Regions from separate parts of the Homo sapiens genome. Here regions 1, 3 and 4 are each linked to region 2. The links are chromatin loops, found by intact Hi-C in ENCODE. Cell type or tissue: HepG2. All regions are shown on one strand. Each heading gives the region's core, and the rest is flanking DNA. Links, peaks and the distances in the headings are about the cores only. Region 1 overlaps DSG2 (desmoglein 2). Region 2 holds the start of DSG1-AS1 (DSG1 antisense RNA 1). Region 3 overlaps DSC3 (desmocollin 3). Region 4 has its middle 37 kb from the start of SLC25A52.

The links. A loop is a pair of places that touch in the nucleus more often than their neighbours do. Peaks named below come from ENCODE experiments on the same cell type or tissue, not always from the same donor. Only the 100,000 strongest peaks of a DNase experiment are listed, where the experiment ranks them.
Region 1: it touches region 2 in a loop (11-fold over the local background); 22 of 110 quality-filtered maps call a loop at or near these places.
Region 3: a loop joins it to region 2, with 2.9 times the contacts of the local background. A loop is called at or near these places in 4 of 110 quality-filtered maps.
Region 4: it touches region 2 in a loop (17-fold over the local background); 7 of 110 quality-filtered maps call a loop at or near these places.

What each region holds. Positions count from the first base shown.
Region 1 is chr18:31,502,241-31,509,978 of GRCh38, reverse strand. All of the region lies in intron 1 of DSG2 (desmoglein 2), which reads right to left. Among named protein-coding and RNA genes, the nearest start is that of DSG2, 7.9 kb to the right of the region's middle. In HepG2, for the core only: a CTCF peak has its summit at 3,424 (motif pointing right); a DNase peak (open chromatin) is centred at 3,438.
Region 2 is chr18:31,421,720-31,429,457 of GRCh38, reverse strand. It overlaps DSG1-AS1 (DSG1 antisense RNA 1), which reads left to right and starts at 2,470. Exons shown (of 4, transcript NR_110788.1): 1 at 2,470-2,625. In HepG2, for the core only: a CTCF peak has its summit at 4,863; no DNase peak of the experiment used is centred there.
Region 3 is chr18:30,993,763-31,001,258 of GRCh38, reverse strand. It overlaps DSC3 (desmocollin 3), which reads left to right. Exons shown (of 16, transcript NM_001941.5): 15 at 4,211-4,468; 16 at 6,887-7,496. The coding sequence ends at 7,084. Among named protein-coding and RNA genes, the nearest start is that of DSC3, 45 kb to the left of the region's middle. RefSeq lists an enhancer at 3,499-4,073. In HepG2, for the core only: a CTCF peak has its summit at 1,894; no DNase peak of the experiment used is centred there.
Region 4 is chr18:31,719,947-31,727,138 of GRCh38, reverse strand. It overlaps a transcript of B4GALT6 not described here, the pseudogene LRRC37A7P and the pseudogene LOC390846. Among named protein-coding and RNA genes, the nearest start is that of SLC25A52, 37 kb to the left of the region's middle. RefSeq lists enhancers at 2,222-2,721, 2,688-2,787, 2,017-3,216. In HepG2, for the core only: a CTCF peak has its summit at 4,593 (motif pointing right); a DNase peak (open chromatin) is centred at 4,588; H3K27me3 peaks cover 352 bases.

The DNA.
Region 1 (7,738 bases), core at 1,111-6,110, 81 kb before region 2:
TCCCCAATCCATTCTTAAAGAGCTTTCAACTTTGGCTGAAATAATCTGAAAGAAATAAAATGAGATAAAATAAAGGGAGTGGATGCCACTTGTTTATTTCCTCTGGTCACACATCCTGACTTTTCTATTTGTATTGGCAGAGCTGGTGGTCTGGTCTGTAGTAGCGTCCATAGCCACAAAGAAGGCTCTGTAGTCTACAGTCATAGAAATGTACATGTTCAGAAGAGTTCAAGTGACCCAGTGCAGTCAGGGTGGACCAGTGAGTTTGGTGATCTGCTCTGATAAATCTGACGTGGGTCAGATTTATGTTGGAATTCACCTACTGCACTTTTCTCTTCTTAATCTTATTTTGGGGACAGGAGGAAGAAAAGACAGTTTTTATAACATTTATTTTACGGCTAACCAGCATAACTTATTTAGAAAATTCCAACTTAAAAGTCCAACTTACAGATGATCTAGACATTTATATACTCCTATAGCAGTCTCACTCAACAGCTGATTTAAATATGTAATTATATTTTTCACAATTGCTAATTTAAAAAAAAAGAGCAATATTTTGAACTTTTAATTTTTGAACTCTGAATTTGAACTTTAGATAATAATAAATATTTTAAGTCTGACAGTAATAAAGTACATGACTTACCAAAATCTTTCACCTGTTCTTCGGATGTTTGGGCTAATCTGAATGTAACAAATATGATTTTAGGTGAGTCATATTGAAGTTAGTTACAAAGAGGAAGACAGTTTCTTTGAAAGCTTTTTATTAACTCATAGAATTTTAAAATATGCATTTAGCAATGCTTTGCTACACTTGACTTGTTCATTCATGCTGTGAATTCTTATTTCAAGTAAAGTTTTGTATATTCATGGACAGTTCCTATTTTTTCCCTTGACATAGGGCTTTTTAATATTTAATCTTCTTTTCTACTCCAGTTATTTTTATTTTCTAATTGGGATGTTAACAGTGGTTTTCAAGCTTGAGTGGCATTAGAATCACCTTGATAAAACACAGATTACTGAGTCCCGCCTTAGAGTGTCTGACTCAGTAGGTCTGGATGGGGTCCAAGAATTTGTATCTAACAAGTTTCCTGGGGATGCTGATGCTGCTTGGCCCCAAAAGTGGGACCACACTTTTGGAAACCACTGTGTAAAATCACATGGTAGCATAGGAAAGGGAAGAAGAGGAGAGCCTGGATAATTCATAAACTGGATAATGAGCCCCTAGTTACAGACAGATGTGTGAAAAGATGTGTTCTAAATCAGGCAATTCAGGCCGGGCTCAGTGGCTCACGCCTGTAAGCTCACACCTGTAATCCCAGCACTTTGGGAGGCAGAGGTAGGCAGATCACCTGTGGTCAGGAGTTCAAGACTAACCTGGCCAACATGGTGAAACTCCATCTCTACTAAAAATACAAAAATTAGCCAGGTGTGGTGGTGCATGCCTGTAATCCCAGCTACTAGGGAGGCTGAGGCACAAGAATCACTTGAACCCAGGAGGCGGAGGTTGCAGTGAGCCGAGATGGCGCCACTGCACTCCAGCCTGGGTGACGGAATGAGACTCTATCTCAAGAATAAATAAAATAAAATAAAATAAAATAAAATAAAATAAAATAAAATAAAATAAATCAGGCAGTTCAGTAACTGTGAATTCTCCCCATCACAAAAAGATTTTTCATTTTACAAGTATTCATCAACTACAATTGAACTGTAGGAAAACACTTTAGGTAGTGTTTTCCCCTGGTTTATACCTCTTCTTCTAGTTTAACTTTTACTGGTCCTAAGCATTTGTCACTCAAAAAATACCATTTTATGGTGTTGGGAAAACTGGCTAGCCACATGCAGAAAACTGAAACTGGACCCCTTCCTTACACTTTATACAAAAATTAACTCATGATGGATTAAAGACTTAAATGTAAGACCTAAAACCATAAAAATCCTAGAAGAAAACCTAGGCAATACCATTCAGGATATAGGCATTGGCAAAGACTTCATGACTAAAACACCTAAAGCAATGGCAACAAAAGCCAAAATTGACAAATGGGATCTAATTAAACTAAAGAGCTTCTGCACAGCAAAAGAAACCATCATCAGAGTGAACAGGCAACCTACAGAATGGGAGAAAATTTTTGCAATCTATCCATCTGACAAAGGGCTAATATCCAGAATCTACAAGGAACTTAAACAAATTTACAAGAAAAAAACACTCAGCCCTATCAAAAGGTGGGTGAAGGATATGAACAGACACTTCTCAAAAGAAGACATTTATGCAGCCAACAAACATGAAAAAAAGCTCATCATCACTGGTCATTAGGGGAATGCAAATCAAAACCACAATGAGATACCATCTCACACCAGTTAGAATGGCGATCATTAAAAAGCCAGGAAACAACAGATGCTGGAGAGGATATGGAGAAATAGGAATGCTTTTACACTGTTGGTGGGACTGTAAATTAGTTCAACCATTGTGGAAGACAGTGTGGCGATTCATCAAGGATCTAGAACCAGAAATACCATTTGACTCAGCAATCCCATTACTGGGTATATACCCATAAGATTATAAATCATTCTACTATAAAGACACATGCACACATATGTTTATTGAGGCACTATTCACAACAGCAAAAACTTGGAACCAACCCAAATGCCCATCAATGATAGACTGGATAAAGAAAATGTGGTACATATACACCATGGAATACTATGCAGCCATAAAAAAGGATGAGCTCATGTCCTTTGCAGGGACATGGATGAAGCTGGAAACCATCATTCTCAGCAAACTAACACAAGAACAGAAAACCAAACACCACATGTTCTCACTTATAAGTGGGGAGTTGAACAACGAGAACACATGGACACAGGGAGGGGAACGTCACACACTGCGGCCTGTTGAGGCTGTGGGGGTAGGGGAGGGATAGTACTAGGAGAAATACCTAATACAGATGACGAGTTGATGGGTGCAGCAAACCACAATGGCATGTGTAAACCTATGTAACAAACCTGCACGTTCTGCACATGTACCCCAGAACTTAAAGTATAATTAAAAAAAAAGAAAAAACAAAAAAGCAAAACGATACTTTTTCTTTTCCTTGAAGTCGTTGGATTGCTCAAACAAGCAAACTAACTAAAATACAATTTCAATTCAAAATAGCATTTATTAAATGACTAGACATGTAAAAAATATTTTACTCTTTTATTGGTAGGTGTTTTCTGTAATGGCCACAAATGCTTTTGGAATTAGGCAAAATATAAATAAAGCTGTATAACAGACTTCACAAAATTTGATAAACAAAAATTATAGGTTGTCTCCACTCTTTTGCTGCAATATATTCCTGAACTGAAAAGTAAAATGAAGAAAATGATTTCTTTTCACTGGGCAGTTTAAGAAAACCAAGAGCTTCAGACTGTCCTTTTTTACCATTAGATGGCACTGGCCTGTCAGTAAGGCAAACTGCAGGAACTACCAGAAATTAACCGACAGGCAATTCCAAGGTCTAAAGTGGGAAGCAGGCGTTTCATTGGTCTCAAATAAGTGGATCAGCAAAATTGAAAAGAGTGAAAATCAAGGGCTTTAGAAAGTTATATGTACAGTTTTGCAGGATTATATCTCTGAAATGAGGTAAATCTTAATTTACATTTCTTGTTTTTTTCCTTTCTAGAATGATTCTAATTTGCAGTGAAATTAATTATCTAGTTCCAGAAGTTCGGACCTTATTGATGACTCACTGTAGCAAACTGCTGTAAGGGGAATTCACGATGATGCCTCTGGGTTGACAGACAGGCATTTGGTGCCAGGTGAACCTGGGTTTGATTCAGTTTCACCCATTATTAACTTTCATTAAATCCAGTGACTGGCACACAGCGGATATTCAAAAAATGTCAAGTTCTTGTCCTTATACTCCTTTCTCCACTGTAAGCTCCAGGATTGCAGGGGGCAGTTCACATGTCCTTAGAAGACTGTTGGTCATATAGTAGACGCCCAATTTGTGACTGCTAAATGCATAAAATTTAAACAAAAATTTACTACTCGGCCAGGTGCGGTGGCTCACGCCTGTAATCCCAGCACTTTGGGAGGCTGAGGCGGGCCAGGTCAAGAGACCAAGACCATTCTGGCCAACATGGTGAAACTCTGTCTCTACTAAAAATACAAAAATTAGATGGGCGTGGTGGCGTGCACCTGTAGTCCCAGCTACTCGGGAGGTTGAGGCAGGAGAATCGCTGGAACCTGGGAGGCGGAAGCTGCAGTGAGCCGAGACTGCACCACTGCACTCCAGCCTGGTGAAAGAGAGAGACTCCATCTCAAAAAAAAGAAAAAAAAAAAAAAAGAAAAAAAAATTACTACTTAACCTATCTGGGCATTAAATAATTCTCTTAAACACATGAAATCCATATCATTATTCCAGCTTTTCTAAACACAGAAAGATACTTTAACTCACATTTTTAAAGAATACGTCCGTGCCCAAGGCATTTAGCTAGTTTATAGATAAAAGATACAAAGATCTTGCTCTGAAGAAGCTTACAGTTTAATAGGAGGATCAAACTACTATGAGGTAGGAAACCTTAATTGTATAACTGACGGCTATAAAAATAGTTCTGGGGAACTCAGAAAAGGCAAGATTACTTCCTTGCGGGGAAATCAGGAGAGGTTTAGCAAGGAGATAGCAATGGGCTTGGCCTTGGAAATGGAAGATAATCTGTTTCTGTGCATACAGGAGGAAGGAAAACGCACAGATGAGGGACTCCATGTGCCAGAACATGGAGATATTTGGACAAAAAATGAGAAGTAGTGCAGTTTGGCACCTAGAACTATACGATGGTGGCAAGTAGAAAATAAGGACAAAGCGTTGAGCTGAGGCTCTTCACTGATCTTATAAGGAGTGGAGAGTCGTTGCCAGCTTCTGATTAGGGAGACTATGTCGCTAGTGATTCTGAAGATTTTTTGGCAGTACTGTGCAAGATAAAAGGCAGGAGACAGTTCAGAGATTAAATTACTAAGTCAGGGAGATGGAATGAGGAACAGTATCAGGGGAATGGCAATGAGATAGACAGGTAGAAGTAGGAGTCTTTATGGGGACAAAAATCCTTGGCAATGCCCTGTGTGGGGATAATAGGGAAGGAGTCAGAGGGTGCCAACGTTTTCAGTCTGAGTGGCTAGAAAGATGCAATTTCCAGAAGACAGATTGTAGACATGTTAAGCTTAGGTCCTGGGGAAAGTATCTGAGTAGGGCGGAGAGATGCTACATAACAGAGAGCAGGGCAGTGCGGCTCAATGACGAGCATGGATTGCCTGGCCACTGGGGACATTCTCAACATCCACATGCACACTGTCCTAAGGGCAGCACCCTCTTGGCCACTGCCATTGTCTCCCACCCCTACTTGATGTCTCCTAGTAATATATGTACTGTGTCCCCCCCTCTGCCGTCTGCCCATCGTGCTAGGCCAGATAAAAAGGGGTGAGAAGCACTGCAGGTTCCTGTAAGTGAAAGGAACCCCAGAATACTGAGAAAGCAAAGGAAGGCGATAACTGAAACAAGAAATGATATGATTAATGGTTTTAAAAGAAGATGATGACTGAGCTAGGACCCTTGCCCAGTTTCTCAATTAGCACTTTTGGGGTCTAAGGAGACTGGATCATTAAATTGAGGCAGTGGGTATCAAACATTGTTTAATGTTTTTGTTTGCATTGTAGGGGGCTTGAAAGAGTGGTGGGATGGAGGTGTTTTAGACCGAGGGAAATCTGAACGGTCTCATCTCCTCTCATCTCCATCCAAAACATTCCCCAGTCAGCCAGATGGAAACTCCTTGACTGATGAAAATAATCCACAGTCAGGTGTGATTTCGAGGTGAGACCTGGAACAGTGCTTGGCACAGAGTAGGTGCTCAATATTTGTTGAGTGGACGAATGTATCAAGGCGTAATCAACCCAAGAGATATTTGCCTTTCAAAAAGAGGGTCCAGACAAGTAAAATAAATCCCTACTTAGAACCTCTTACTTTGCCTATCACTGTTTCTCAATGTGGGTGCTATAAGCATTTTGGATAGAAAAATTCTTCACACGTGCCCAATTCTTGAAGGTTCTGCAGAATGTAGAGTCTTAGCATCCCTGGACCTTGGGAACTAAATACCAGGGGCATCCTCAGGCACTGTGACAACCAAAATGCCTTCCCACCCCTTTGGCTCCCAAACCAATCTCCCTGTGGCAGTCAGGCTGCTTCTCCCTCCCAGGTACCCCATGGTCTCTGGGCTTTTCTGCCTGGCTTTGATCTCAGCTTACCAAGTCCTCAATGCCTGTTGCCTCTCTTTTTAACTGGGCGCAATTATACTTAATCACTCAAATCCTATCTCTTCTTTCTTGACTCTTTCCTGACCATCTCACCCAAAGCCCATCTTTTCATTTACTTAGTGATGTGAATACCTCCCTGAAAACACTTCCTTGGCAAGTAGCTTTTCTGGGCTTCTGTTGGCTTGAAGGCCTATCTTCCTATACATTCTTCTGCCTCACTTTCTAAGTTCAAGCAACAATGAATGTTTAGGTTCCTCTGCAGAACCATGAACTATCATTTTCAGGCCTTTTAGATGCTCTTCTCTCTACCTAGAATCTATTTCTCTTCATATCATCTCACTAATTTATAATTATTCTCAGATACCAGCTGGGATACCCAGTGCTGAGATAGTTGCTCCTTCTATAGGCTCCATGGTACTACGTTTCTCTATTATTACTCTTCTTATCGTTACCCATTTGGAAGTTAGCCATTTACTTGTTATACCATTCATTAGACTGTAAGCACCATGAGGGCAGAACATGTCTGGCTTTTTTATAGTTCTCCAGTGTTTAGCACATTGCCTAGCATCAAGCAGGGATTCACTAAATAGGGGTCATGTGTCTGGTTTCTTTTCTTATGGACATTTCTCATCTCACTATCGACCACGGTAGGAATTCTGTTGTTCCAGCTTCTTCACTCTAATCACCAAGCTTTGCATATGACAAAAACTTAATAAAAAACAAAACTGAGAAGATAGTTTCTCATCATATGTAGACTATATGTTTATAAATTGTTGTCAAAGCTATTGAAATCTGTGTCAGAGTGAAAGACAAGGGAAAAAAGCTGTGATTAAAAATTGCTCAAATAGATCTAAAAGTCCTTTATGCTTTCAGTTAAAGTTCCTTCCTTCCTTTCTTCCTTCCTCCCTCCCTCCCTTCCTTTCTTCCCTCCTTCCTTCCTTCTTTTTTTTGACAGAGTCTCCCTCTGTCACCCAGGCTGGAGTGCAGTGGCACAATCTCGGCTCACTGCAACCTCCGCCTTCCAGGTTCAAGCGATTCTCCTGCCTCAGCCTCCTGAGTAGCTGGGACTACAGGCATGTGCCACCACACCCAGCTAATTTTTTGTATTTTTAGTCGAGATGGGGTTTCACCATGCTGGCCAGGCTGGTCTCAAACTCCTGACCTCAGGTGATCCGCCCACCTTGGCCTCCCAAAGTGCTGGGATTACAGGCGTGAGCCACTGTGCCCAGCCTAAAGTTTCTAATTTTAAATATAATTTGGCAGTTTTCAAAAACACTTATCCCTATTCAATGTGTAATTTTTCCCATGTAAATTTTTCTATGTCATAAATATAGATTTTTTTGCAAAATATAGACCAGTAATTCTCACGCTTACACTTGTCTGACAATTAGATCAATTGGGAAGTTTCTATAAATACATATTTATATTGTAGTGAGCCCGCCCCAGGGCTCACTACAC
Region 2 (7,738 bases), core at 1,747-6,746:
CTTGATGTTCATTTAGATTTAATTCAAATCCGCTGTGCACGAGCTTGAAGAAAAGCAAACTACTGTGTGTTGGGGGGAAACGTGACCACCGCCTGATCCATCTATCATCCCCCTGATCCATCTATCATCTATCATCATCCATCGATCAGGGGGATGGATGTCCTGACAAAGATGTGAGCATCCCCTTCTCTTTCAGCCCATCAAGAAGGGCAGCACAGGGAAAGAGGTGAGGTTAACACAAAATCCCAAAGAATTCTGGAGTTCCTTTTAGAAAAGTTGTCCCTCAGGGAACAATTGTTCATTGCTGTCCAAGGGGCTTTGTCCAGTTTTCTCAATTGACTACAAAACATTCTGGGTATTGCATACCTGTGGCTTTACTCACAAAGAGGATCCTTTAGGACTGATTTCTTCTTGAACAAAATGCCTGGAATCCTCAGGTCCCTCTCATTTAGGAAAGATATTTTATCCAACAGGGATTATCTTGCTAAATAGGAATAGGTGACAACTGGGCAATTTAACACCCAGAGATTATGTTGCCCAAGAAACTCACTTTTTGAAGGTGATGACCATGAAGTCCAGAGGGATAAGGGACTGGTCTACCCTTGCATGGCCTGCCAGTGTTGAGGACAAAGTGCTAGTAGATAAGGGGCACATGTATCAACATCTACAAGATGCGGTCTAGTTTTATATTTCAAAAGTTGAAGATCAAAGCAAAGACAGTCAAAAGTGGGGTTTTCTAGGCTTCATTTAAATGAATGAAGAAATATAATGCACCTACAACCACAGCCTTCTTTCTATGTAGATAAACTGCCTCTCCTTAGTAACGATTACAATGGGCCTAGAGTAGGTGAGGATCATTGAGTACTCATTTTTACAAATTCTTCTCTTGCAATCTAGGGATTTAATGACTTTCTTATTTTCCCAGTGCTTTTCCGGAAGAGGTGTTCTGTAGAAAGGACCTACCCAGTGCTTATCTTCCTGTGATGTGAATAATATGGAGTGTACTGATGGTATCTCTCACATGCACAGCATTTTTTCTGCTCCAGGGGATACTGCCTTGTGTCTATTGCTCTAGTTTCCCTCTTCCTAGCACTAAAACCCTTCCTATATCTCTCTCAACTTACTCATAGAATTCAAGCATTTGAGAGCCTGAGGAAACTTAAAATGAACTAGTCTAGTGGCTTTCAAATTTCTTTTAACCACAACTCATGGTCAAAAACATAGTTATGCCACCAACCAGTACACACACACATACACAGACACATGTACAGAAACGAAACAAATTTTTTAAGGCAATACTTACTCTTACTTTGTGTGATGTATTCTGATTTTTAAATATTTTATTTAATTTCATTAAAAATGTCTAGATAGGCATACTAAATTGACTTTATGACCCATCATTGGAGGTGTGACTAACAGTTTGAAAAACACAGATTTGGTCAAATTCTTTAATTTTATAAATAAGAAAAGAAATGAGAACAGATTTTATGTGTCTTATGCAAGAATTGGACCCAAATATGAATAGAATTCTCAATCCAGTCATGCAAAGCTGCAAGCCTTGTTTGCAAGAAGCTGAAGCATCTAATATTTTACCCCTGAAAGGTTAAAAACATATCTCTTTATAATTTCTTTTTTTAAAAGATAGATTTTTTCCCATAATCTACAGCTAATAGAAGAGATGATTTTGGTAAAAGTGTTAAGAAGTGACTGAAGAAGGATAACTCAACAAATATTCATTTTATAGGCATGTATTAGTGCCTAACATGTACTGAGCACAGTCTGACCTAGAGACATAGAGATAGATGAGATAATGGTATAATTTTGGATCAGGGTGTGCCAACAGGCATAGAAAGAAAGGAACTAATTCGATTCATGCTGTGAAGGATTATACATGACTGATTGGTTATGCAAAATTGACAAATATTTAATGAATGCCCATTACGGTGATTGTATTTTCTAAAACTCAATTTAATGTAACAAGAATGTATACATAAGAGGACAACAGGTAGATGATTTTAAGTTAAGCCTGAGAGGGGTGGTGATAATAATTATGAACCTGCCCTGAAAATTCAGGAGGTATGGTTGCTATTAATCACGCACCCAACCCTTAGAGTCACCAATTGTTTCAAATTTCAGGACTCACGAGAAAGCATTTCCTTATTTTGACCAGATTTTCTTGTTGGCAAATTGATGGATGTTTTCTCTTTCAAGTAGTCACTGCTAATCTGTCTGCCTGTCATGGAGCTTAGTGGTTTCAACTTCAGATTTCATTTCTCAGCCTTTTTTCTTGTTAAGCTACATGCTTTTCTGTCTTAGCTAAGGATGCTTGACAAGTACTTTGCCAAAACATGCAGTGAAATGAACACACCCTCATCTTCAGAGAAAGAACACTCCTTTTTATTCCACGGAAACCATAATTCCCAAGCCAGTGAGATTATCTGTGGTCTTTTCTCTTTATCCCCTCCTTTTGCCCTTTAGGGGAGAGAAGAGTGTGGAGGGAGGAATCGGGGAAGCCCAGTGCCGTACTGATGCTCTGGACTTTGTTTTTGGAGGTAGCCTGTGATGCAGGGCAGAAAAGAGCTGATGCCTTGGAGAGAGACTGGGAGAGGCTGGAGTTAATAGAGGGTAGGTGTACTGTTCTGTCTTATTCTGCTAGCGAATTGCTCACTTTTTCAGATTCTCTGGCTTGCTTTCTCCTTGTAGAGAGCCTCTCGAGCCTTTTGAGCCTCCCCTCAGAAAATCTGAAAATTGAGGAAGGAAGACACTAACTTCCTAAATTAAAATAGATCAGTTACCTAGTTGACACCAAGTTACCTATGTGATAAATAATTTTTCTTTACTTTTTTTTTCTTTAGATAATTGTTTTTTTTTACTGATACATTTTATGAAATTGGGGTGCGTGAAAAAGTGGTAAGGTTCTAGTTAACTTTTTTTTTAGCGCTTGCTCTGTGGCTTGGTCCTCAAGTACTACTAGATTTCAGTAGTTGGTGGAGGCATTCTGAGTCTTTGGTAAAGGATTCTAATCATGCTGTGAAGATTATGCTGCTGTATGAATAGATAACAGCCATCAGAAAAAGTTAGTGACTCTTATTAGCTTGCGACATTTGTTTGGGGGAGTTTGCATCCAGCTTGTAACTGTTATGAAAGTGATTACTATATAAACGGAATGTTCCCTCACATGTCCAGGTCTTCCATCCTGTCCAAGGGATAAAACAAGACATTTTATCTGAGTTAAAATGTCAGTTGTCACAGTACCTTCTTTCTTGCCAACATCACAGTGCAGGTGAGGCAGAGCATATACATTCCCTAAATTAAGGGAGGCAAAGAGAGGGGTGGAAATAGAAACTATGGAAATAGAAAATAACAAGGAGCAGGCTAGTACATGAAATCCACAAATTGTGAAAGATTAGTCATAGTGTAATGTATTCTGGACAGTGTAAAAATCTTCAGTTGTTTGAAATTAGGAATGAAGATAAGTAATAAGTGCCATCTCAGGATAAGATCCACCATTATCATGTCAGATCATGTCCTCTTTGCTGGGAATATATATATTTTTCTTTTTTTCTTGTTCTCATTTGCACTGAAGGACTAAGCTGGGAATATTTTTTTCCTCTAAAACGTGTATTTAAATCTAAGGATACTTATTGATAGCTGTCTTCCGAGTTCTATCAATCAGCCCACAGGTAATACCTGGGAGATTCTGTTGTGGCATTGTGGTTCAGGCCTTCTCATGCCTATTTTCTTGGAGGAGAGAGTTCTTCAGTGTTCAAATTGTTAGATGTAATATGGTTCTTTCTTAGAAAATTATGTCCTATAACTTTGGTTCTAGGACTATACTATATATAGATAGGGGCTGGACACATTGTAGATAGCAAAGCCTATATTGTCTTCAGTCCAAAAACCAAGTAAGTTTTATGGCCATCAAAAACAACTGGCACAACCTAACCCCTGATAGCAGAGGTTATCTATTTAAATATGCCTTTATAATGCTGGCATCCTTATAAACAAATGTAAGTTTCATAATGATATCTATTGGACTCACAGACTCAGAACTGGGAGGAAAACTAGAACTCCAGAGATATAAAAAAATTTATAGCTATGATTATTGTACTTTGGTGTATAAGGTGTCTTCACTAACATCAAGGACTGTCTTGTTAACAGTGTGTTGTAATATACAGATTTTAAAACATGTGCATAGTCATTGACCCCAAAACTTCAATTCTAATGGAAATAATGTAAAGTGCATGTTAAGCTCTATGCACAAAGATATTAATCACACAATCACTTATAATATTAAAGGAGTAGAGGAAACCTCAGTGTCATTTCATGGGATGAAATATCTCTTTAATTATTTTATGAAGAATATTAAGCGTAAAATGCAGGTACAGGCTTTTATATAGGATAATCTCAACTAAAAAAATAATGTATGCAATGAATATGGGTATTAGAGAAAGACTAAATTTCAGTCACAGATTTGGGTTTCTAGGCCTTACCTATCAGTTGAAGGGTAGAGCTGTGTTAGCATTAGTCGAGGAGAATTATCATGGTGTTAGTTGTTGTCTCTGGGTAATGGGAAATTATTTTCATTTTCTTTTATATTTTTACATTTTCTAAATTTTCTACAATGAGCACATGTTAATTTTATACTGGGAAAATAATCATCCTGCACTAAGAGCAAAAAAAAAAAAAAAACCTTGACATCTTAACACTGAGTTTTTCTTTTCATTTTATTTCTATTCCTTATAAATGTAGAAGGCATATTTTTCTTGAGGTGGAGGACTATGTCTGAGTCAGCTCCTTCAGCACATAGTCCTACAGAGAGACCCTTAGAGTTTGCAGGGCATTTCCTGGGCTCCGTGCTTTTAGGTTACAGCGCCACCTTTGGGATATAGCCGGCATCACTCGTTACCACCATTTGCTGATGATGTGAAATGCACAATTATACTACGATTTTGTGATGTGGGCAGCTAATTATTCAGTTATCCCAAGGGTTAAGATGTGTAGATGGAACGCATGTTATTTCTTCACTGCCTTGGTTCATTGAAACAACTCCTTGCTGGTCTTCTCATCAACTGCTTCATTCTCCTCCTATGCATGCCAAGGCAAACTTCACGAGCGATTTCAAATTCACTGTTCTCCTTTAGGCATATTCAATGGTTCTCTTTCAGATTTAACTTTCAGATTAAAATGGAAATTCCTTAACATGTCATTGATTTCCAGGTTTCTGACTCCTTCCTGTCTTGTGATGATCTGCCTTTATTCTTCAGCGTTACCAGCTGCTTCCAGCTGTCAGAGGAGCCAGTCTTTCTCCATCTTCCCTGTTTCTCTCCTTGTCTCCAATTCCATCCTATTGGCCTGGAATGCTCTTCTCATTTCTTCATCTGGCTGTTTCCTGTGGTTCCTTCCAGGCTTGGCTCAAAGTTCATTTCTTATGGGAAGCCTTTCCCAGCTCATTAATGCTAGGCCCCTCTTCTCTTCTCCCTTAACACTCATTCATACCCCCTTGTATAACTGTATCTCATACTGTATTTCAACCCTTTACTTCTTCCTGAATCTGACTGAGGTCCTTGATGGTAAGGACCCTAATTCACGTTTCTATACCTAGCCCTTAGCTCATATGCAAATAATGAAAATGCTCAAAAAACATTTAATGAATAAATGAATGAGCACTGGAATTGGTTCACGGTGATTTCCTTATAGTTTTTCTTTTCAATTTTCTTCAACTATAAAAGAAAGATCATAAGATGCATTAAATAAGAAAAATTTTGAGAAACAATTAGCCTAGTGCTAGACACATACTAGTAAATACTTGTTTTTTACTCTTTTTTTTTTTTTTAATAATTCCTATCTAGTTTCATGTTCTCTACATATGGTGGCTCATGCCACACTGATATCAAAGTCATCACCCAGTCAGTGCCTCCTTGTTAAATACATAATGTGTATTTAACAAGACTTCCTAGTCAATCAATATTTATTCTGATCACATGCATGCATGGTGACTTTTGTGCCAACACCTCACCATCACTCACCACACAAACTTGCTGCCTCCCTATCAAACACACATTCAGCCTCTCTCTTACTTTTAACTCGGTAATCTTATCAGTCTCAGAAAACCTTAGCTCTGTGAATTTCTAACGAAAGTATGGTCCTTTTTTGTTTCCCTCTCTCTTTTTTTTTCATTTTTTTAAAAGTTGTATTTTAGAATCAGGGAGTACATGTGCAGGTTTGTTACAAAGGTATATTACGTGATGCTGAGGTTTAGGATATGACTGTCACCCAGGTAGTGAGCACAGTACCAGATAGGTAGTTTTTCAGTCCTTGTCCCACACCCACCTCCACTCTAGTAAGCCCTATGTCTATTTTTCCCATCTTTATGTCCATGGGAACCCAATGTTTAGCTCCCACTTATAACTGAGAACATGCGGTACTTGGATTTCTGTTTTTGCATTAGTTCCCTTAGGGTAATCACTCCAGCTGCATCCACCTTGCTGCAAAGGACATGATTTTCTTCCTTTTTATGGCTGCATAGTATTCCATGGTGTATATGTACCACATTCCCTTTATCCAGTCCATCACTGATGGGCACATGGGTTGATTCCATGTTTTTGCTATTGTGAATAGTGCTATGATGAATATATGGGTGCATGTGTCCTTTTGGTAGAGCAATTTATTTTCCTTTGGGTATATACTCAGTAATGGGATTGCTGGGTGGAATGGTAGTTCAATTCTTAGTTTTTTGACAAATCTCCTAACTACTCTCCACAGTAGCTGGAGGAATTTACATTCCCACAAACAGTGTATCAGTGTCCACTTTTCTATGCAGCCTTCCCAACATCTGCTATTTTTTGACTTTTTAACAAAAGCCATTCTGACTGGAGTGAGATGCTGTCTTATTGTGGTTTTAATTTATATTTTGTGGTCCGCTTTTTAAGAAAAGTTTTCTTGATGCTTAGGGTCAATCTTTTATGCCAACAACAGTAAATACAGGTAGTCTTCAATTTTCATTTGTTCCCCTTTCATTTAACTCACTTTATCTACTTTATATATTGGCACCCTGACACTACCTTTCTTATGCACAGTTCAGCTAGTGAACAAACACTTTGTGCTAGCACATGCTACCTGCATGCCAACACTTCAGTAACCAGACAATACACATAGTTATCTGTAAAATGGATTTATATAATTTTATTTATGAAAATTTATATATAAATATATAAATGGATGTATATAATTTATATAAAATAATGTATATAATTGTTTGAATAGTTTTATTGATTTTTACCTTATTATTTTCAAAAATGATAAGACATCTCACAATCTTTTTTATTTATTTGCTTTCTTAATCCATAAAAGCATTGGCAAAATTGCTGCCAGTAATTCCTTCTCATTATCAACTGGGTTTCTTCAGCCTACTGTTATTTCAAGTAAGCTAAAATAGAATTTAAAGAAATTGTCTTTGCAAATTAATTTTCATGATCTGTATTTGATATTTAGTCTATGTTTAAAATATTGCAGCAATCATTCACATATTTCAAAATTTATGATAAAGTTGAAAATTATTTCATATTTACTGATATTAAGTTGGCTTTCTGCAAGTGGGATTTTTCCATGTGACATGTAAGTTTAAAGTTTAGGATTCATTTATTTGGCTTTTATGTTGCTTTGGAAAATATGATTAAAATAAATAACTTTCATCTGGTTCTTAATATTGAGAGCTCTATTTTGCTGCCTGTCATAT
Region 3 (7,496 bases), core at 20-5,019, 430 kb after region 2:
AAAAGTTCTCAAGATAGCTAGGAAAATATCAATGAGATATATCTAAAAGAAAGGGAGAGGGGTTTGGAAGATTACTGCCACTCTCTTTCCTTATATATTTCTTAGGACTTCTGAGGTGCTTTTATGCTTCTTGTTTTGTGTAAAGTATATATATATATATATATATATACACACACACAAAGTATATATAAACACAAAGTATATATATACACACACATATACACAAAGTATATATATATACACACAAAGTATATATATATGTACACAAAATATATATATATACACAAAAGTACTTACAAGGCATGTTCTTACCTCAAAAAGATGCCAACTTATTTATGAGAAATAGATCCTACTTTATGGAAAAGCAAAATAGGAACATGACAATAAACCAATATGATAAAGCACTGTCAGAGTTCAAAAACACCTATGATACCTAAATGTACTCATGTAGTTTGGATCAACCAGAAAGGCTGGTGACAAGAGGTACAGCTTACTTGGTAACTTAAAGAATAAGAAGGGTTTGAAAGTGAAGAGACGGTGAGAATAGCTAAAGAAGAGGAAAACAGCATAGCCTACAAGACAGGAGATGATAAAGTTTAGGGGCTATTTAGCAAATAATAAATAAATTGATTTAGAATAGAAGAAATCATGTGTTGGAAAAGAGGCTTGAAACAAGTTCGGTGTTAGAGAAGAGAATATTAAGAAACAAGTGGGAGATAGGACTTCTAAATGCTGCACTAAGGATTTCGGATTTATTCTCATGGTAAAGGAGAGCCAGCCAAGGCTTTTCTACAGGAGAGAGGTATAATCAAGCAGCGTGAAGCTGAGTCAGTAGGGGGATCAGTGAGAATAGGAAGACATCAGGGTTGGGGAAGATGAAAGCTTAGTTTAAGCATGAGTTAATTCTACCAGGATGATGGTAATTGTTATATTAAGATAGGGATGAATAAGAAATATTTCAAAGGTATAAAGGATAAGCTTGTTGACTGACTGAACTTAAGGAACAAAGTAAAAAGCAGAGTCAAAGTGGCAGAGGCTATAGCCAGGGACAACGACTACATATCCAGCCTTTTCTATGTCTCGGGGTGAAGATGCCTTTCTTATTCACTATTTCTCTCTTCAACTCCTCCACACCACCATGCAAAATCATAGCCCATCTATGCTTGACGTGCCTACATGTAGAAACCTGTGATGATCTCTCCAGCGAGAAAGCAGGTTTAATCCCTTGACAGTCCTTGACTCATAGTAAGTTCTTATTTTATTTTTAAGACCGGCATGGATGACTTTTACTTAATATCTGTTCTTTGCCATTTAATGCTAGAGCTGATGATATTGAGTGGCCATTTCACAATATGTACCTGTTCTGTGTTAGGAACACTTCTAAAAGGGGCTTGGAATTATTAATTTATACAAAAACATAAAATTTCATCTTGAATCTATAAACTTGCTTTAATACAATGAGTAAAAGTGATCATTTTAGCTTTGGATCTGAATTTCACTTGAAGGCATGCACATGGGATTAGGAGTTGGGTGAATAATCAGGACTGGAAAAGTAAACCTAGAAATTATTGACATGGATAAAGAGTTGTTGATACCCTGTGAGAAGGAACTTTGGGAAATGTGGATGGAGGAGGACAGAAAGGAGCAGAGAATAAAAGTATGAAAGCTAGCCCTGTAGGCTCAGCATTGCTTTTAGTTTATTTTAAATTCCTCTTTTATTCACTTAGAAATATGATCTTTGAACTTGTGTTTATTACAACGAAATTATACCATCAAGAAGATTTAATAATTAGGAGGGTTTTTTTTTTTCCTTTTTTGTAATTGAATTTTATTGTAATGGCAACTTAAATAAAAAAATGTAGGGTAGCACTGCCACCAAATGGCTACTTTTCAATTCTTTTTTTCTGGTATTTTTTTCTAAGGCAATGCGACAGTAAGTATGACTTTTGTAGATATATTTCAGGTTCAATAAATCATCTGTATTTGAAAAATCTTTCAATTTAGTTAAAGACTGCATTTTAAGTAGAAAAAAATTTAAATTGATAGGAAGGTGGCACAAAGGAACCTGAATGTAATGGAGGTTCTTGTCCTGAAAGTAATGTAACTGTTTGTAATGAAAACTGACATGTCGAGGTTACCACTGTAACTAAACTTCTGTCCTATGGCTCAGAGGGTCGGAGTGAAGTTCCAGTATTAAGTTAATGTTTAATGAAGACTTTTTCATTTTAAAGCATTTCCTTGACTCTTTGTCATCCTCTAGTTCCCTCCACATCTCTCTTTTTCTTTCAAACTGAACTTTAGGAAAGAAAAAATTATATTTGATTTCTCTATAATACTCCTTCCTGCTTACCCAGCACTCCCTGGAAATTCTTTTGGCAAAGCTCATCAATGGCTATTCTTTCACTTAAATCCAATGGGCGCTTATACTTTAATTGAACCCATTCTTACCTTGCTGTGATTTTTCTGTTGTTGTTGTTAACATCATTGGCTGCTCCCACTCCTTACCATATTCTCTCTTCATGGCTTCAGGGTCCTGCCACTTTGGTTTTCTCTGTTATCTCAGTGGCTATTCAGATCTGGCCTGTCACAGCTGTGTTTCTCTTACCCTCCCCTTAAAATGTGATTTTTCTTGTGGTTCTATCCTTAGCCCTTTTTTATTTTGGTTGACAATTTTCTCTGGATAGGTCCTCTATTCCCATGGCCTCAACTATCACCTATTTGGGAGTGTCTCCCAGAATTATATCTCCAGCTCAAATCTCTCATCTGAGTTCCAAATCCGCATATTCATATATTCATCTTGGACATCCCACATGTTTCTAATGTTTACCATGTTCAAACTTTAGTTGCTCACTCTCCTCTTGCCCATAAGCACATCTTTCCTCCCTGTTTCAGTGAGTTGTACCATCTACCTGTTTGCCTTCATGGAACACAAAAGAATAATTTCTAACTCTGTCCTTGATTGCCTCATCCATCTAGATACTTGTAGGCTCTCTGTGGAGTCCATCTACTTCTTTCAGTCATCACTGCTTCCTCCTTGGCTTAGGTCCTTATCATTTTTACCTGGAATATCAGATCAGATCAGATGCAGTGACCCCCATCTGATCTCCATGAACTTAAATTTGTCTTCTTATTTGTCTTCCACATTATTGCCTAGAATGATATTTTTGAAATGTGTTTCTCTCTGTAATGAGTTAAAATTCTTCACAGTCCCTGTGATCTTCATAATAAAGTCTATTTTTTTAGCATAGCATATAGATCTTTATATCTTATGGCCTTTTATAACCTTTCTAACTCCCCCCAACCCTAATCTTATGTGGTAGCTGTTCTCAACTGATTGAAGTTGGGGACCCCTGAAGGACATTGTTTGCCTTTTGCCTCCAGACCCTTCTACAGTGGTTGCCTTGTTTGTCCCACTCCTACTAGTCCCTAGTCTCTTAGCTCAGAGTTTTTCCAGTTACCTGTTCTATTCCACCTACCCTGTTTGGATTTGAATTTTAATGCTCTACTTCTGTGCTCTTGTAACATTTTGTGCTCACCCACATAGTAGAGTAATCACATTCTCAAAGTATTTGTTTTTCTCTCTCCCTGGAATAAGATCTTCTTGGAGCCATCGAGAGACTATGTCTATCTTTATATCCCTAGGCTTTTGCATTTGCTATGGTGAAATTTGTCCCTAAAAGCTGATATGTTGGAAACTTAATCCCCAATGCAACAGTGTTGAGAGGTGAGACCTTTAGTAGGTGATTAGGTCATGAGGGCTCTGCTCTCATGAATGGATTACTGTCCTTATCATGAGAATGGGTTTATTATCATGAAAGCTTATTGTAAAAGCAAGTTCAGCCCCCTGTTGCTCCTCTCTCCCTCTCTCCCTCTCCCTCTCACTCGTGCTCTTTTGCCCTTCCACCTTCTGCCATGGGATGGGCCCTCGCCAAATGTGAACTCCTTGATCTTGGACTTCCCAGACTTCATAACTGTAAGAAATAAATCTCTGTTCTTTAAAAATTAACCAGTCTCAGGTATTCTGTTATAGCAGCACAAAATGAATGAAGACAGTATCTGGGCACATAATTAGAAACTGATAAATGTCTGTTGAATGAATGAATGAATGAATGAATAAAAGGTTGAACAAATATTCTCTCTCCTTTGCCTTCTCATGACAACTTAGAATCCATTTCCTCTCAACATGAATTATTTCATTTTATTATTTCAGTGCTCTGCCAATGGATTTATGACCCAAACTACCAACAACTCTAGCCAAGGTTTTTGTGGTACTATGGGATCAGGAATGAAAAATGGAGGGCAGGAAACCATTGAAATGATGAAAGGAGGAAACCAGACCTTGGAATCCTGCCGGGGGGCTGGGCATCATCATACCCTGGACTCCTGCAGGGGAGGACACACGGAGGTGGACAACTGCAGATACACTTACTCGGAGTGGCACAGTTTTACTCAACCCCGTCTCGGTGAAGTGAGTTTCCTTAGGTGTTTTGAGTCTAAAATTTAAACCTCCGAATGGAGAAAAATAGACAATTCAAATTAACATATATTTTCTGTATTTTTCTGTGGGCTCTCTCTTGCTTGCTCTGTTCATTTTCCCGTGCTCTTTGATTTTGTTACATTATTTAATTTAAAAGAGATTTTATTTCATTTTTCATATTTCATTTAATTTATAAAATCCCATAAATATAGGATGTTTTTAATATTCTTCACTAACGTCTCATTTTTAGTTGTGTATTTACCTCATGAACCCTTTTGATATAGAAGATCGTGAAAGTAATTCTAGTTCCTCACAATTACAAACTTTTCAAATGAAATCTGTATTTCTCTGTGAAAACACCAACATTTGTATGCAGTTTTAGGATAAAGATTAAATAGCATGATTTATATATATTTTTATCTTATTGCAAATTGACAAAATTTAATTGTATATGTTTATGGGGCACAAAGTGATATTATGATTTATGTCTGCAATGTAGAATGATTAAATCACACTTAACATATGCATCACCTCAAATACTTATTTTTTGTGGTGAGAACATTTGAAATGTACTTTCTTTGCAATTTTGAAATATAACATATACTATTATTAACTATAGTCACCATTGCAGGACATATTTTAAATATACAAAGCACCATGCGAATGTAAAGTGCTTTTATTTTAAGGAAAGCAAGAATATGAAAGAAAGAAGGAATTAAAATAAGGAATTCTCTGTTCATACCAAAATCACCTATGAAGCAGAAGCTTTTTTCTTTCTTTTCTTTTTTTTTTTTTTTTTTTTTTTTTTTTAAGGCAGGGTCTTGCTCTGTCGCTGAGGCTGGAGTTCAGTGGTGCAATCTCCACTCACTGCAGCCTTGACCTCCTGGGCTCAGGTGATCCTTCTATGTCAGCCTCCTGAGTAGCTTGGACTACAGGTATACACCACCACACCTGGATAAATTTTGTATTTTTTGTGGAGAAGGTGTTTTGCCATGTTGCCCAGGTTGGTCTCCAATTCCCAGGCTCAAGTGATCCACCCACCTTGGCCTCCCAAAGTGCCGGGATTATACGCATGAGCCACTTGGCTTGGCAAAATCCTCTATGAAGCTTTTAAAACATAACTAATGGCTGTGTTCTACTCTAAAAGATTCTAATTTAATGAATTTGGGGTTTTTTGTTTGTTTTGTTTTTGTTTTACATTTCCGAGATGATTCAAATGTGCAGCTAGGTAGAAAGCCACTGGATTAGACACTCTTCTGGACTAAATTTTTACCTCTTTTATCAGAGGATACCAGTGCCATTGCAGGACAAACAGTAGACCTTTAATCCTTGAATGGAATGCAAATGGGTGATACTCTGGTATAGGGCTGTAGGTTATGTATCCATAGCATTTTGGAGGGTCAAATTCAAGTGTTAATTCTTTTTCTACTTCTAGACAGTCAGTATTTATGTAATATCAGGTTGAGATGGAGTGAAGCTTAAGACATAGTCTTAGGAGGGTTCCTCAGTTGCACACCAGGTAATGGGAGGTAAGGCTAACAATGTCATGAAGAAAGAACGTAAGCCATGCCAATGAACTCCACATAGGCAAGGAGTGGGCACACAGGTGAGGAAAGGGAGGAGACATGGCAGTTGACGAGTTGGCAGACAGGCCAGTGGCAGAGAGGGTAGATGTGGCTGAATGCATGGCGTCTTCATTATAAAAGCCCAGTTTTTGCAATATGGGTCATGTTCATTCTTTTTAATTTCATTGAACTTTTCGATGCATGTATATATTTTGCCATGTTTGAGTATCTTGGAAACTTGCTTCTGAAGTTAATGTGGTAAATCCTACCTAGTTTATAACTGCATATAATAGTGATTCAAGTTAACATGTATTGTACCTTTAATATGTGCTGGGCATAATAAGTGTATTATGCGTCATTATTTTGTCATTAATTTCTAAAATAATCTTGTTAGGTGGTCACTGAGACTAAAGGATATTTGGTCACTTGCCCAAAGTCATATAGCTAGTTGGTAAAGCCAGAGCTTTGACTCACAACCAAGGCTGTTTGACATCCTATCTCAAACTCCTAACCAGTATGACTATTGTCTCTATTTTTTAGACTAGACTGACCTCTGTGTATAAAATTTAGGGATAAGCATTTAATGACAACTTGAATGTACTTAAATATAAAACTTGTATACATAATTTTTTATTTATATGGAGCACTAGAAATGTAAACTATACTGACTTTATGGTATGGTTGTGATATAGACCAATCATTTGCATTTTCTGTGTGTAGGAATCCATTAGAGGACACACTGGTTAAAAATTAAACATAAAAGGTAAATAAAAATAAATTTTATGTTCATATATTTAAGTTGTTTAAAACTATAATGCAATTCATTTTTTAAAAAATTTTACAGAAATTGCATCGATGTAATCAGAATGAAGACCGCATGCCATCCCAAGATTATGTCCTCACTTATAACTATGAGGGAAGAGGATCTCCAGCTGGTTCTGTGGGCTGCTGCAGTGAAAAGCAGGAAGAAGATGGCCTTGACTTTTTAAATAATTTGGAACCCAAATTTATTACATTAGCAGAAGCATGCACAAAGAGATAATGTCACAGTGCTACAATTAGGTCTTTGTCAGACATTCTGGAGGTTTCCAAAAATAATATTGTAAAGTTCAATTTCAACATGTATGTATATGATGATTTTTTTCTCAATTTTGAATTATGCTACTCACCAATTTATATTTTTAAAGCAAGTTGTTGCTTATCTTTTCCAAAAAGTGAAAAATGTTAAAACAGACAACTGGTAAATCTCAAACTCCAGCACTGGAATTAAGGTCTCTAAAGCATCTGCTCTTTTTTTTTTTTACGGATATTTTAGTAATAAATATGCTGGATAAATATTAGTCCAACAATAGCTAAGTTATGCTAATATCACATTATTATGTATTCACTTTAAGTGATAGTTTAAAAAATAAACAAGAAATATTGAGTATCACTATGTGAAGAAAGTTTTGGAA
Region 4 (7,192 bases), core at 2,193-7,192, 300 kb before region 2:
ACCATTCAATGATGATTATTAGAAACACTTACAATGAACATAAAATAGGCTGCTTCTTCCTCCTTTAAATCATTACTAAAATATATCCTATGTAATAATCTGCAAAGAATTTAACATCATTTAAAACAGGATTAAATAAGCTCTTTGGTTATCTTTTAGAGGAGACTTAAAAGTTATAAATATTTGCATTGACTTAAAATTTTTTAATTGCAAAACAGTCCACTTATTTTAGTCAATTTCATATTGTTTTAGTCAACCCTACTAATACTGTCAGACTTTTCCTGTTTTTGAAATTGTCAGTAATATGTCAGAATTTTTTTTTTTTTTTTTTTTGAGACGGAGTCTCGCTCTGTCGCCCAGGCTGGAGTGCAGTGGTGCGATCTCGCTCACTGCAACCTCCGCCTCCCGGGTTCACGCCATTCTCCTGCCTCAGCCTCCCGAGTAGCTGGGACTACAGACGCCCGCCAACATGCCCGGCTGATTTTTTGTATTTTTAGTAGAGATGGGGTTTCACCGTGTTAGCCAGGATGGTCTCAATCTCCTGACCTCGTGATCCGCCCATCTCGGCCTCCCAAAGTGCTGGGATTACAGGCGTGAGCCACCACGCCCGGCCATATGTCAGAATTTTTGATCAGCAAAAAACCAATGCATCTTAATTAAAAAAAATAAATTAGAAGCAGGGCTGCGAGGACATATTCCAAGGAAGCCAGAGCTGGAGTTGGGGCCAGCTGGGCCGGTGACATGGAGCCCCTGAACCAGCAAACGCACAAGCAGGTCCATGAGATACATTCTCACATGGGACACCTGGAGACGGCAGACAAGCAGTCTGTGCACTTAGTAGAAGGTGAAATCCAAGCAAGCACAGACCAGATATTCAGCCATCTAGAACATCGGGAGATTTTGTCCAGCAAGGAGCCCCCTAATAAAAGGCAGAATGCCAAACTTCGGGTTGACCAGTTTAAGTATGATGTTCAGCACCTGCAGACTGCTCTCAGAAACTTCCAGCACTGGTGCTATGCAAGGGAGCAGCAGGAGGGACAGCAAGAAGAGCTTCTATCTCGAACCTTCACCACTAACAATTCTCAATCACAATCCTCTGACAACTATTGGAGATTATTATCTGTTTAAATTACCGGCATTACAATATCTCGACATGGAAACAACACAAGTCCCACTAACAACAATTGAGAACATCCCCATGATGACTCTTGAATTGGAAAAACTAGCTGTCAGCTTCTCAGTCTGCACAATTAATCAAGAAATAATGTGGAGCCACTGGTACAAATAATGAGGCATCTCCCAGAAGTTTAACTTCCTATCCATCCAATCTCTTGGACAGATAATACCAGTTAATTACTTTGAATGTGGCTCTAAAAGCTGAGTTGGGGGCTGCTTTATGACTGGAGATGGTTTGACCTTCTCAGGTGGCTCTGATGGCTGAGCTGGTATCTCCTGCTGCAGTGGAGGACTGACCTCTTCAGTGGACTTCGGAGGATGACCTGAGGCTTCCTGCTGGGTTGCAGATGGTTCAACCTCCTTAGGGGGCTCTGGTGGCTCATCTGGGAACTCTGCTGGACTGGAGAAGGTTCTACCTCCTTAGGGGGGTCTGGAGTCTGAGCTGGGGGCTATAATTGGGTTGAGGAAGAGCCCACCTCTTTGGAGTGTTCTGGAGGCTGAGCTGGGGCCTGTTCCTGGCTTGTTGTAAGTTTCTTACCTGGCTCTGGAGTTACCGTAAGCTCCACGTCCACAGGTTTGATTGTGACACTGGGCAAGTGTGAGTGCTGAACTTCACTCCAACTTTTCAATGGAACATTTACCTCATGATGTATCAATAGTGGGGCTAGGATCTCTTCAAAGGCAGGTAGCTGCTGTGCTGGAGCCTTCTGCTCTGTTGAAGAGTGGACCCCCTCAAGGGACTGTGAAGGCAGAGCTGGGGCCTCCAGCTTTGGTTGAAGAAAGTTCTACCACCTCAGGGAGCTGTGGAAGCTGCGCTGCAGCTTCTTGCTGGAGTAGAGGACTGGATCTCTTCAGTGGTTTCTGGATTTTGAGTTTCAGGCTCTAGATGGAACTGAGAAAGTCCAGCTTGCTCAGGAGGCCCTGGAGGCTCATCTGAGCTCACCTGGAGTTCTGGAGGCAGGCTGCCCAGATACAGTATATCCATACTTGAATCTAAATACCCATTCTGCAGAGTTTGTTTCTGACGCTGAGGTTTTGATACAAATCGGTATGGAGTTCCAACAACAACCTTGGCAAGCCTTTGATGCTGAGCTAGATCTTTCTTCCGGTTCTTGGGCGAAACAGTAAAGTTCCTTGCTTTTGATTTCTATCTAGAGGTGGAACAAGTATTTCATATGCCTGATGATCTGCAGCCTGATCTAGATCTACAGTTAGAAACTTACTTTTGAGGCAAAGAGGCCGAGCTAGGGCCTGGTTCTGATCCCAGTCTAGCATTGCAACCACCTCTGGGAGACTTCTGTGCCGAGTCAGCTTGTCATTCAGATCCCAGTGTGCAGCAGCGAACTGCTCTGGCCCCGGGGCAGCTCTCCAGCTGAATCCGTGTCCAAGAATGGAACCAAACTCTGAGCCAAAGTCTCAGTCGATTCCTGAAGCGGAGCTGACGTCTGGGAGGAAGCAGAAGACCCCAGGTAATCAAAGCTCTCCCGGGTCTGCCCGGGGGTGGGGAGTTAGCTCATGGCGGCGATTCGCGTGGGAGATCGGAGGAGCGGGAAGACCAGGGCTAAGTTGGCCCCAGGGAGTCAGAGGTCAGCTGGAGCGGGTCCTGGACCCACTCCAGAGGCTAAGCCGCCTGGACTAGTAGCCACAATAGTTGCCATGTGAGGAGGGGCCCGTGGGGCCCAGAGACGCAGCCGGGACAAGACAAGCGCTGGCGCCGCGCACTGAGCAGGAGCCATTAGGGCAGCCCCGAGACGCTGGCGCCCCTGGCAACCGCGCGCCCCATCCCGTCCTTTATTAACTACACCTTTATTTACGCAGCCTTTATTAGGCTCGGGTCCAGATCCGCTCCGCGTCACCAGGGCAATCTTATCCCACAATCCAGCCCAAACCTCCCTTCCGCCCTGCCCGGCCGGAACACCCCTCCCCTCCCCTCTGCGAGGAAGAATTTGGGCCGCGGGGTCTGCGGTCCCAAGACTCCAGCAGCCTGGTGGGGTGGGGTGGGGTGGGGTGGGTTGGAGGTGCGGCAGAGCTTCCCAAGGAAGTTATGGGACCTTGCCTCGGGATATTCAGAAGTGCCAGTCCAGTTCTGGCAGCCTGAACTCTTCCTCCTCCAAGCTGAAATCCGAGAGATGCTTTTCCTCCTCTTGGCCATAGGGAAAGCAACTGACCTGCAAAATGTGCGCCAGTTAGGGTGGCAGGCAGAGCACACATTACGGTCATTTATTCCAAAATGTTGCCATTTTCGCCAAACCTTTGATATCCTTTGTTGCATGTTTGGTAATTAATTCACCACCCTATTAGGCAGGGGCTGCCGGGGAATAAACGAGGACTCCAAATTTTCTGTAGGAGGGGTTTTGGGGGGTGAGCAATTCAGTCTGGGAGAGAGAAGGCCTTTAATCCTAGTGAATAGCTCTTTGCACTAGCCTGGGAGGAAGCTGAACTGTCATCCTGCCTTGACTTAACACAGCCTTTACCCTAGAAGCTACAGCGCCACTCTTCAGAGGTCTACCCTGTGTGCACACAGGGAGAAGACGCTTAGGTTGTTAAAGTCAGCATGTTAAATAATTTTCTGAAATGCGACTATAACTAGAACCCAGCTGACTTCCCCCATAGCCATTCTTACCTATCTTATTACTGATTGTCTGGTACAATCACAAAGTGCGGTGGTACTGACACCTACCTTTTAGGGTTGTTTGAGGATTTCATGGGATAATGAATGTAGACTGCTTTGCAAACAGTGAGCTTTCAATAAAAGGGATCTATTATAAAACAATAATTAAAAAAGAAATTAGAAGCCAATAAGAAAAACATTAACATTGTGTGATGGTGGAAATATGTATGCTATATTGCTAAATTATATGTTTAAATTTCAAAAAATTAAATAGTTCAAAAATGTAGTTTTCATATTTCATTATTCAGCTGCAGCCTGCAGTGAAAACATGTCTTTTCTGTACATTTTGAGTATGCCAAGATTTAAAATCCAACCTCATGATTAGTATGTAATTCATTTATATGTCAGAGGCTACACTCATAAACGTGAATAATCATTCCCAACTTCCTTTTCTAGCTGATATTTTTTGACCCAAATTGAGTAATAAAGAGGTCTTGGTATTTCATTAGTGATTGAAGACCTCAAATTCTCTTTTATTGTGTGTGATTCTGCCACTAAGAACGGGATCATAGTAGCGCTGTGGTTTATTCAAGTTCTGATTCTTCCCACCGTGATAGCCACTGACTGCCAACATTACCGGAACCACTGTTGCCAGATGAAATGAAGGCAAGTAGGCAGAGGAAAACCATCCTGTGAGCACCCACTTCAGGCCTGTGCTCCTAGGCTAAGCTGAGCCTGCTGATGAGGGAGTCACAGAGACGTTCATCTCAAGCACTTCTCAAAGCCGCCTCTAGGGGGCAGAACAATCACAAACCTGAGAGCACTACTGAGGAAGACTCATTGTAATGTGAGCAGCCACCCAGGATTCTGCATCCTTTCCTTATAAATGTTATGTGGTGTGCCTTTTAATTCCACTCACAATTGATTTGTTTTCATGATATATGGTACCAAGCTCTAAAGTTACAAAAATATATTCTTATTCTCCAGAATCAATATTACCCAATATTACCAATTCCTTATGTATTCTTCCAGAGAATACGTGTGTATGTGTGTGTGTGTTGTGTATACAATACCCTTGCTCCTTCCTCCTTCTATATGAATGGTAGTATCCATATACTCAATTCTGTATCTTGGTTTCACTTAATATTATCTTGGATGAGATTCTATAAAAGAATACAGGAAGCTTTTTTTTGTTTATGGTTGCAAATTATTCTAGCTATGTGTATACCATAATTTTTAAATACTTCAGTAAAGGGCATTTAATTATTTCTTCAGTACTACAGAATCTTGTGTATGCATAATTTCACTTATGCATGAGTACATCTGAGGGTGGAATTCCTAGTGTAGAATTCCTAGTTCGAAGGGTATGTGAGTTTGCAACTTGATAGATACTGCCAAGTGTATCAATCAGGGCTCTCCAGAGAAACAGAACCCACATACACACATACACACACACACACATACACACACAGAGAGAGAGAGAGAGAGAGAAAGAAAGAGAATTGGCTTACACAATTGTGAGGGATGATAAATCTGAAATCTGTAAGGCAGGATGCCAAGTTAGAAACTCAGGCAAGAGTTATTGTTGTAGTCTTGAGTCTGAAATTTGTAGGGCAGGCTAGCAGGCTGGAACTCAGGAAAGACACCTATGTTTCAGCCTGGAGGTAAATTCCTTCTACTCTGGGAAACCTTCGTCTTTGTTCTTAAGACCTTTAACTGATTGGATAAGACCTATCGACATTATCAAGGGTAGCCTGCTTTACTTAGCGTCAACTGCTTAAAGATGTTAACCACATCTACAAAATATCTTCATGGCAATGCCTAGACTAGTGTTTAACCAGACAACTGCACACCCTTGCCTAGTCAAGTTGACACACATTATTTTTTTTGTAAGTTTTTATTTTTTACAGTTTTGATTCATGATGGTTTATAATGTATATGTTAGGCATTCTACTATGGAAATGTAACACAGATGTTTAACATGAAGTTGCTGACATCCACTTTTGTTGGTTTTTTTTTATACTTTAAGTTCTAGGGTACATGTGCACAACGTGCAGGTTTGATGCATAGGTATACATGTGCCATGTTGGCTTGCTTCACCCATCAACTCGTCATTTATATTAGGTATTTCTCCTAATGCTATCCCCCACCCAGCCCCCCACCCCCCGACAGGCCCCGGTGGACATACGCTGTTACAAAGACTTTCTGAAGGACTCTCATGCACATACGCCTGTAACAAGAACTTCTGCCAAGAACTTCCTAAAGTGCAGCTTGCTACATGAGTCACAAGGACAGCAAGCAGAATGCACAAGAACACTTGCCTGACACACTGTCTCCACGAATGAACCAGTGTCAACTCCTGTGATGATCCCCTGTAACCAACATTCTCTGTTTGAAAACAAATGATGTATACTTCTCCCTTTTGCCTTTAAACACTTCCCCCTGCCTCAGCCACTTTGGATGTGCCTACGGTCTCCAAAGCCTGCATATCCCAGATTTGCAAATCTTCTGTGCACACCCAAATAAGCTTATTATCTTTGAAGGGTCTCTTTCTGTTTGTTATTTAGCTTGACAGGCCTAACTCTGGTCATGAGGACCCTATGGCACGGGTGGTGAGCAGGGTGACACACATGCCAAGGTGAGCAGGGTGACACACGTGCCAATTCACATTATTTCATTCCATTTCAATCCACACAGTCTCATTCAGGTCAATGTTCCATCTTCAAATTTCTTTCCCCCGTTCAAGGGGCCTCTTGGGGACAGGGAATTGAGGGACCTCTACTCCACATGGGTGGGCGTCAGTCCTTTTGGGAACTCCCTGGTTCCTGCTCCAGGTCTGGTGTCCTTTGAAGCGCTACTGATTAGTTGTACCTTGTGGTGTTGGATATCACGATGGCACCCATAGCTGAAGTCCTGCCATTTGCCCACAATTTTGCAGTCCTTGACATCTCTCCAGCCCAGGCCTCAGGGAGCCTGCTGGTAATCTCAGCACCTCTTTGCCCCTTCCCAGGGAACACACCAGTGTCTGGATCCACAGCACACTCTGCTCAGAAGTGAGGGACTAGGAGCGGTATTTCAGGTTCATCCACCTGTCTTTCTTCTTATTGAAACCACCTTTGCAAAATTACAACTGAAGAAATTATGACAGTGAAAGAAATTAGACCTAAGCAACTCCATCTTGCTTCTAACCTTTAAGCTGTCCTTGTTCATTCCTGGGCATAGGCCAAACTAACTTTAAGAAGAAATTCAGTTCATGGTTTGACTTTAAAACAAAATTAATAACAGCCCTTTTCTGAAAAGACCCCCTTCTTGCCTGGGGACCAGTCTGCCTTTGCAGGACTGACAAATTAGCTACAAGTTTAGAAATTACAGTTTAGGAGTCATGCAGCCTCTGGCTCCAAGAGT